Linked DNA regions of Homo sapiens: region 1 is linked to region 2. A link is an interaction called in ENCODE POLR2A ChIA-PET data of the cell type or tissue named here. Cell type or tissue: B cell. All regions are shown on one strand. Links, peaks and the distances in the headings refer to the core of each region. The heading gives the core; the rest is flanking DNA.

What was found. Peaks named below come from ENCODE experiments on the same cell type or tissue, not always from the same donor. Only the 100,000 strongest peaks of a DNase experiment are listed, where the experiment ranks them.
Region 1: POLR2A ChIA-PET joins it to region 2 with 9 read pairs; 2 of 35 experiments call an interaction of 5 or more read pairs at or near these places.

Annotation. Positions count from the first base shown.
Region 1 is chr10:22,741,156-22,745,557 of GRCh38, reverse strand. No RefSeq gene overlaps it. Among named protein-coding and RNA genes, the nearest start is that of PIP4K2A, 29 kb to the right of the region's middle. In B cell, for the core only: no CTCF peak of the experiment used is centred there; a DNase peak (open chromatin) is centred at 2,647; H3K27ac peaks cover 1,042 bases.
Region 2 is chr10:22,840,591-22,844,992 of GRCh38, reverse strand. No RefSeq gene overlaps it. Among named protein-coding and RNA genes, the nearest start is that of ARMC3, 85 kb to the left of the region's middle. In B cell, for the core only: no CTCF peak of the experiment used is centred there; no DNase peak of the experiment used is centred there.

The DNA of each region.
Region 1 (4,402 bases), core at 318-4,317, 100 kb after region 2:
ATGTCTATTAGGTCCACTTGGTGCAGAGCTGAGTTCAATTCCTGGATATCCTTGTTAACTTTCTGTCTCGTTGATCTGTCTAATGTTGACAGTGGGGTGTTAAAGTCTCCCATTATTATTGTGTGGGATTCTAAGTCTCTTTCTAGGTCTCTAAGGACTTGCTTTATGAATCTGGGTGCTCCTATATTGGGTGCATATATATTTAGGATAGTTAGCTCTTCTTGTTGAATTGACCTCTTAACCATTATTTAATGGCCTTCTTTGTCTCTTTTGATCTTTGTTGGTTTAAAGTCTGTTTTATCAGAGACTAGGATTGTAACACCTGCCTTTTTTTTTGTTTTCCATTTGCTTGGTAGATCTTCCTCCATCCCTTTATTTTGAGACTATGTGTGTCTCTGCACATGAGATGGGTTTCCTGAATACAGCACACTGATGGGTCTTGACTCTTTATCCAATTTGCCAGTCTGTGCATTTTAGTGGGAACATTTAGCCCATTTACATTTAAGGTTAATATTGTTATGTGTGAATTTGATCCTGTTATTATGATGTTAGCTGGTTATTTTGCTCGTTAGTTGATGCAGTTTCTTCCTAGCCTCGATGGCCTTTACAATTTGGCATGTTTTTGCAGTGGCTGGTACCAGTTGTTCCTTTCCATGTTTAGTGCTTCCTTCAGGAGCTCCTTTAGGGCAGGCCTGGTGGTGACAAAATCTCTCATTTTGTCAAGCATTTGCTTGTCTGTAAAGTATTTTATTTCTCTTTCACTTATGAAGCTTAGTTTGGCTGAATATGAAATTATAGGTTGAAAATTCTTTTCTTTAAGAATGTTGAATATCGGCCCCCACTCTCTTCTGGCTTGTAGAGTTTCTGCCGAGAGATCAGTTGTTAGTCTGATGGGCTTCCCTTTGTGGGTAACCCAACCTTTCTCTCTGGCTGCCCTTAACATTTTTTCATTCATTTCAACTTTGGTGAATCTGACAATTATGTGTCTTGGAGTTGCTCTTCTCGAGGAGTATCTTTGTGGCGTTCTCTGTATTTCCTGAATTTGAATGTTGGCCTGCCTTGCTAGATTGGGGAAGTTCTCCTGGATAATATCCTGCAGAGTGTTTTCCAGCTTGGTTCCATTCCATGGCCACACACTAAGCCTCTTAAGGTCTACATTCAGAACTGACAGACTGAATATCACTTCTCCTGCATTCTATTGGCTAAAGTAAGTCACAAAGTCAGCCCAAATGTAAAAGATCATGAAAAAGATTCTCCTGATGGCAAGAGTCACAGAGTCACCTTGTAAAAGGACGGAAAGAGTCAGGACAAGTTTCACAATCAATCTACCACATTATCTTTCAGATATTGGCTCAGGATAAGATACCTCAGAGAAGCCTCTCACAAGCTACTTGCCTAGACTACATTGCCCCATTATGCCCATTATGGACTCACTCTGTGAACCACTTCTTCATGGCCCTTGGTGCAGTTGGAATGTCATGTGTGTTTCTGTGATTATTTGCTTAAGCTCAAATCCTCCCTTCCATACACCTCTTCCCCCAAGACTTAGAGGTCAACTAAAGGCCAATGTCCCCTTTTCCAGCACCTGGCACAGAGTAAGTAGTAATCCACGAATATTTGTTAAAGAATGATTTCACTTCCCATTGTGTTATTTTGAGAATATACTTTCTGTTCCCTGATACAATGCTTTAATTAAGAAAGTAAAAAAAGAAGACCTTTTGCTTTTTGGGATGAGGCAGCGAGAGGATATTGAGTCCTGTGCACAGCAGAAACCCCAAGGGATAAAGTGATGATCATTGCCTCTTTGGGACCTGTGGCAAGGAAAAAACTGCATGGGTTGGCCACTGGGGGCTGGAAAGTAGCTTTAGGACTTAAAATACAGAGACTCGTGTGGGGTCTTCTCAGGAATTGAGACCCATGAAAGCAAAATTAAAAAAAAAATCATCAGGTTATTAGAAAAAAATAATGCGTTTCATTGTAGATTTGTTGAGTTTGAGGAACATTCATGAATCTAACACTTGGAAAAGAGCTGGAGATTTGACAAGGAGGTCTTAGTTCTCACATTGCTATAAAGAAATACCTGAGACTGGGTAATGTATAAAAAAAAGAGACTTAATTAGTTCACAGTTCCTCAGGCTGTATAGGAAGCATGGTGGCATCTGCTTGGCTTCTGGGGAGGCTTCAGGAAACTTCCAATCATGGGAGAAGGCAAAGGGGTAGTTGGCATGTCTTGTGGCTGGAGCAGGAGAAAGCTGGGTGGTGGGAGCTGCTACACACTACACAACTAGATGTCATGAGAACTCACTGACTATACAGTACCAAGGGGGGATAGTGCCAAACCATTCATGAGAACTCTGACCCCATGATCCAATCACTTTTCACCAGGTCCTACTTCCAACATTAGGGATTACAATTCAACATGAGATTTGGGTGGGGACACAGATCTAAACCCTATGAAACATGTAGAGTTGGGAGTTCACCGAGTATATGCTTAAGAGCAATCTCAACCATAGAAGTAGATGAGAGTGGGCAGAGTAAGAAGAGAAGGCTAAAGATGGAAGCTGAAAGAGAATCACATTTAAGAGGCAAGAGGAACAAGTAGGGCAAGGGGCAGTGAGGACTACCCAGAGGAATGAAAGCAGAAGTAAGAAAGAGCCAGTCTTAGAATTAGAGGAGGGAAGAGTTTCAAGAAGGAGGAAGTAACCCCCAACACCAAACATAGCTAACAGGTCAAAAGATAAGACACAAGAAACACTCAATTCAAAATGACATATGCTGTGAGTGTTATGAATTACTTTTCCTCAAAGGATTATTTGTAATGATGTGTGTATGTCTTAAAATTCTTAAAGTTAATATGGCATAAGTTTCAGGAAGGCAATTTATAAGGCTAAAAATCCAGACACAGTGTCCATTTTGTATTTGAATTTCTACTTTGAATGATTTTTAAGCCCCATTCAGATTCTTGTCCTCTTCCCACAATGCTATTTGGCCTCTCATTTCTATGCATATGTGGAATTGGTTATTTTGGTAATTTTTATTGCCACTCATATCAGTAAAGAATACCAGTATAGGTTAAGTCTAATTTATTCCCGTATTCTACTTAACTAAAATGAAACGTTAACCCCAATTTTTTTAAAGGCTAGAATAGCTAATTAAGCAAATGGGACATGCAAGATCCCTATTACCAACTGAAAATGTTGCTGCCAAACCTGGAACAAATTCATTCATTTGCTAAATAAATGTTGATTATTGAGCTGATCAACTAAAACATGTTTAGAATTACCTCTGGCTTCTGTCTTTCAGAGAATTATACATAAAAGCATTCAAAAGGGAGGAAAAATTAAGCAAGAAAATACTCTATGTACCAAATGTTAAGGATGCCTTTCTCTTCCTCTGTAGTTTTTTTTTTTTTTTTTGGTTTTGTTTTGTTTTGTTTTGTTTTGAGATGGAGTCTTGCTCTGTTGCCCAGGCTGGAGTGCAGTGGCACAATCCCGGCTCACTGTAACCTCCACCTCCTGGGCTCAAGAGATTGTCCAGCCTCAGCCTCCCAAGTAGCTGAGATTACAGGCGTGTGCCACCATGCCTAGCTAATTTTTTTGTATTTTTAGTAGAGATGGGGTTTCACCATGTTGGTCAGGCTGGTCTCAACCTCCTGACCTCAAATGATCCACCAACCTCAGCCTCCCAAAGTGCTGGAATTACAGGCATGAGTCACCGCACCCGACCCCTTTGTAGTTTTCTAATGTTGAGCTAATCATGAGCACAATTGTTTGCCAGTTTCTCTCTTCTTAGTCTTTTAAACAACTATTTTATTAAAAGGATTTCAGATCCGTCATTTCATTTTATTATATTTTTAATTAGAAATGAACTGTAACAAAATAGGAAATGCAGTGAACTAGTCTGACTTCTGCCTATAACCAGGTAGATATAGGTAATTTTTTTCTATAATTTTTATTAATTGAGACTCTAGCTAAAGGTTTGATAGTTCTATTTTGATATATACCCTTTTTTTTTTTTACCATAGGTGTATTCCTTAAAAGAGAATCTGTAAATTTACTGCTGAATGAAACTTAGAGATGTTTTTCTCCAGACCGTCTATGCACAGATGAACAAATGAGCCTTCTGCAGATTAAATAATTTACCTAAAATTACAAAGGTTTAGAGACAAAACTAAGACAAGACCCCAACTCTACAACCTCATGCTCTCCCCTACGAGTAAATACATGAGTGTATTTACAGTAACATGTAAATGAAATTTATTAAATTTAGTGTTATTTTAATCTAATAGGATAATCCATTCCTAAGAAGAATCAATTTCTAAACAAAGAAAGCTTTTTGTAATATTAACAATCTTTGTATGTCACTTTGAGATACTGATTGAGTTGTTTATTTGTTTTACTGA
Region 2 (4,402 bases), core at 102-4,101:
GAGTACACTTTCCAGCAAACCTCCACGTGCAGATCTCCGGTTGTTTCTTGGGGATCCTGACCTATGACAATATGTGACTTCCAAATCACTGGAGGGTGTAAAGAGCAAAGTCAACATAGTCATTATAACTAAAGTAAAAAATAAAAAATAAAATTCTAAGAGCATGAAGAGTATTTTTTAACCGAAAGCATGACACGAGATAACATACATGTATGTGTTCAAATCTCCTCTGTGAGAAGACAAAGACACTCCAATGGATCAAAACAACAAAATCCAACTTTGTGCTCTTTTGTCAGTGTTATTTCTTTCATAGATGTCAGCTGAGGTCATCTTGACCTTTTAAAATTAAAATAAAATTGGCCTGAGCCTTTAGTTCTATGTCCTTAGGGAAGCACAGCGCCCTTTTCTGATATTTCTGCAAATTCCTGGGCACTTAACACTTCACTGTCACTTCTGCTCACCTCTAGACATTCGATCTCATGCATGACTCCCGTATAACTCAAACCCTTTCCTTGATTCTCCCTCAAACCTCTCACACAAAGCAAAGGAGTGCAGCTCATTATGTTGGGTTGAGGTAGGAGAGAGTGTTTTAAATCGCAACAATACAAACACCTTCAAATTGGACTTGATATTCATTTTCTGAAAGTTCCTTGACCAATGAAAGCAGTTCATCATGCAAGTTTCCTGAACAAAGATAATTTCCTCTCTAAACAGAACTCTGAGGGCAGCCAATAAAATATTTTTAATCCTATTTTTATTAGAAAAAATGTGGAAGCTACTGAGAAGTCCAACTATAGGGGAAGAGTTACTTAAACTATGGTAGCCCCAGATGGTGGGAAACTGGAGACCCAATTTTAAAGTTCATTCTCAAAGAATATTTAATGGCTTGGTAAAATGTTCTTGGTATTGAATTGACTATTTAAAAAAACATAATTGTATAAATTTTATGATATAAAATATAATTTCATGTATAGTAATATGAAAATTGAAAGGAAATGCACTAAATCATTAACTGTAGTTTCCAAATAGTGTAGTTTCTAGATAGTGAGATAGTTTCTAGATAGTGAAAATAAAATTAAAATAATTAACTGTTAATTACCGTTAATAATGGTAAATAATTTTATTTTCTATACTTTTCTGACTTTTTTTTTTTTTTTTTTTTCCTGAGGCAGTGTCTTGCTCTGTCACCCAGGCTGGAGTGTGGTGGTGCAATCTTGGCTCTCTGAAACCTCAGCCTCCTGGGTTCAAGCAATTCTTCTGCCTCAGCCTTCCGAGTAGCTGGGATTACAGGTATGTGCCACCACGAGTAGCTAGGATTACAAGTATGCACCACCACACCTGGCTAATAATCTGTAAAAAAAAATGAATACATACTTCTTTTGGGATCAGGGCAAATAAGCAATGCTATTTTAAAATATTTATTGGAGATTTACTCGGGATTAGAAATAATTATTTGGAGGGGAGGAAAAACGTAATCATTTACATTATTCCATCTTCAAACCTGCTCATTTTATGTCATGATGGGAAATCCGGGCCTTCTGAAAAGGGTGGCAATATTTCCTGTTGCTTCGCTGAGTATTTGTTGAAAGTGAGAAAAAGAAAGAGAGTGGAAAGTAATAAAAATTAGTTGATTTGGCTGGGCACGGTGGCTCACGCCTAATAATCCCAGCATTTTGGGAGGCCAAAGCAGGCGGATCACGAGGTCAGGAGTTTGAGACCAGCCTGGCCAACGTGGTGAAACCCCCTCTCTACTAAAAATACAAAAAATTAGCTGGACGTCAGGCGCACACCTGTAATCCCAGCTACTCGAGAGCCTGAGGCAGAAGAATTGCTTGAACCCAGGGGGCGGAGGTTGCAGTGAGCTGAGATCACGCCACTGCACTCCAGCCTGGGTGACAGAGTGAGACTCCATCTCAAAAAAAGAAAAATGAGTTGATTGATTCTGTGCTTGCAAATTCACAGGTGGCACAGACTTTGTATTAAGTATAATTATTTTGTATTTGTCATATAATTTTATAAAGTAATATTTCTATTACATATGCAGTTATCTAATTCATTTTTAAATAAATTCACTAATTTTAATGTCACAAAAGTAATGTACTCTTTCTTAAACTAAAAAATATGAATTTTTTAAAAATATTAGGTAATATTTAAATGATAAAAATAGGTATAATAACAGGGCTGCAGTGGTCTCCTCTATAAATTGGTCACTGTTGTGACTATACCATTGATAATTTTCAGTGTAAGATCAGGAAAGTACAGTGCTCTCTCTTTACCGACAGGACTTCCCCTCCACACCACACCCCACCATTAAAATGGGTTCCCTGTGACATAATCACACAACTGTCCTAAGAACACGAAGGGTGCTAACTATATCCAATGACAAAGGAACTGTTTTAAATTAATAAGCCAATGTTCACTAAGAAAGTGGATGAGGAGTTAAAACCGCTATTATTGAGATGCCTTTTGTAAAATCTGAGAAAAAGGAAAGAGGAAAAGCATTTCTGCCAAAAGGATTCAGATTCTCCTTTTATTTACTCATCAAAATCCGTTAGGAAGGAAATTTCTACTAGAGGATTTCTTGTTCTTGGATTTTCTTCGTCTCAAACCAGCAACACCCTCTTTGTCAAGGCAGAGGTTGATTGGTTGGATTCAAAGGGGATTATGTTTCCTAACATGGGGTCCAGGGCTCCTTTGCTCAGAATCACCAACGACCTTGTTAAAATGCAGATCCCGAGCCTTCCTCCAAAATTCTTATTCAGCAGATCCAAAGTGGAGCCTGGGAATCCATTATTTTACAGGTTTCCCAGTGATTCCTATACACATGAAAGTTTGAGACCCACTGGGCCCAGCAATTCTCTATGGTAGTTTTAACAAACTCTCGGCAATGTTGAAGGATGAGAGCCTGGTAAGTTTCTAAGGCCCATGGCTCACTGGACCTACAGAAGGTTTTCAATCCCTTTAACAAAATGTCTTGCCATATGAACTACAGTCCTTAGGAAACTGGTGAAAAAGATGGAGATCTCAAGAAATAATCTAATCTCTCCCTTCCCAGCCAGACTTAGTTGAAATTTAGTGCCATCAGAGGCGGTTTTTGTTTTATCAGTTCAGACTCACTAATAATGATGATGCTAAATAGTCTCAAAACACATGGTTTAATGCATATTTTGAAATATCATTTGAGGTGACTACATACTCCAACATCAGAATTATCCATACTTGAAACACATAATGTATTATGTGTGCATATGTGTGTGGGTACTTCATTCCCCATGCCAATTGTAAGCTGTAGACCATAGTTTTAAAAATAACTTTTATTAGGCGGGCACGGTGGCTCATGCCTGTAGTCCCAGCACTTTGGGAGGCTGAGGTGGGTGGATGGCTTGAGCCCAGGTGTTCAAGACCAGCCCAGGCAACATGGTGAAACCTGTGTCTGCCAAAAACAAAACAAAACAAAAAAAACTAGCTGGGCATGGTGGTGTGCACCTAGTGCACCTATAGTCTCATCTACTCAGGAGGATCATCTGAGCCCGGGGTGGTCAAAGCTGCAGTGAGCCATGATTGCACCACTGCACTCCAGCCTGGGTGACAGAGTGAGACCTTGTCTCAAAAAAAAACTACTTTTATTATTTTTATGACTATAAACATAACAGAGTTGTACAAAATTCAAACATTGCAGAAATACTTAAAGTAGAAAGTGAAAATCTACCATAGCCCCCATTGCAAACAATCAATATATATGCTAATGGATATACATGTGTGTGTGCATCCAACATTTTTCTATGCATATGGAACATTTTTAATGTACATGGAATCATATAAAATACAATGCTATACCATTTAGCAATGCATGTTGGACTTGCTTCCAAGGTAGTACCTCCATCATGATAATAGCTGGGTGGCATTCCACTGAATGGCTATATGATCACATTAGGTTGTAACACTTCTGTTTATCATCAACAATGTGGCACTTTATCATGAGCAATTCTTGCTCCCACTTAGTCTTGAGATCTCTGCTCATTCGTCTTTTCCTCAAGATTTCTTCCCTGACCCCCTAACTTAGGTTTACTTCCCTACTACGTGTTCTCATAGCGCTGCATGCGAATCCTTCCGCTGCAGCCTGATCCAACTCTAATTTTATGTGTATTTGCTTGATTATTTGAGGCTCTCTGAGGCTTCTACTAAGCTGTGAGCTTCATGAGTGCAGGAGTGTGTCTGTTGTTGCCTCCTACCACATCCCCAGTGACCAGCATATTTTCTGGGAAAGGGTAGGCTTTGAAGAATTATTTTTCTTTTTTATTTTTTTGTTTTTTTGAGACAGAATCTTGCTCTGCCACCCAGGCTGGAGTGCAGTGCAGTGGCGCAATCTGGGCTCACTGCAACTTCCACCTCCTGGGTTCAA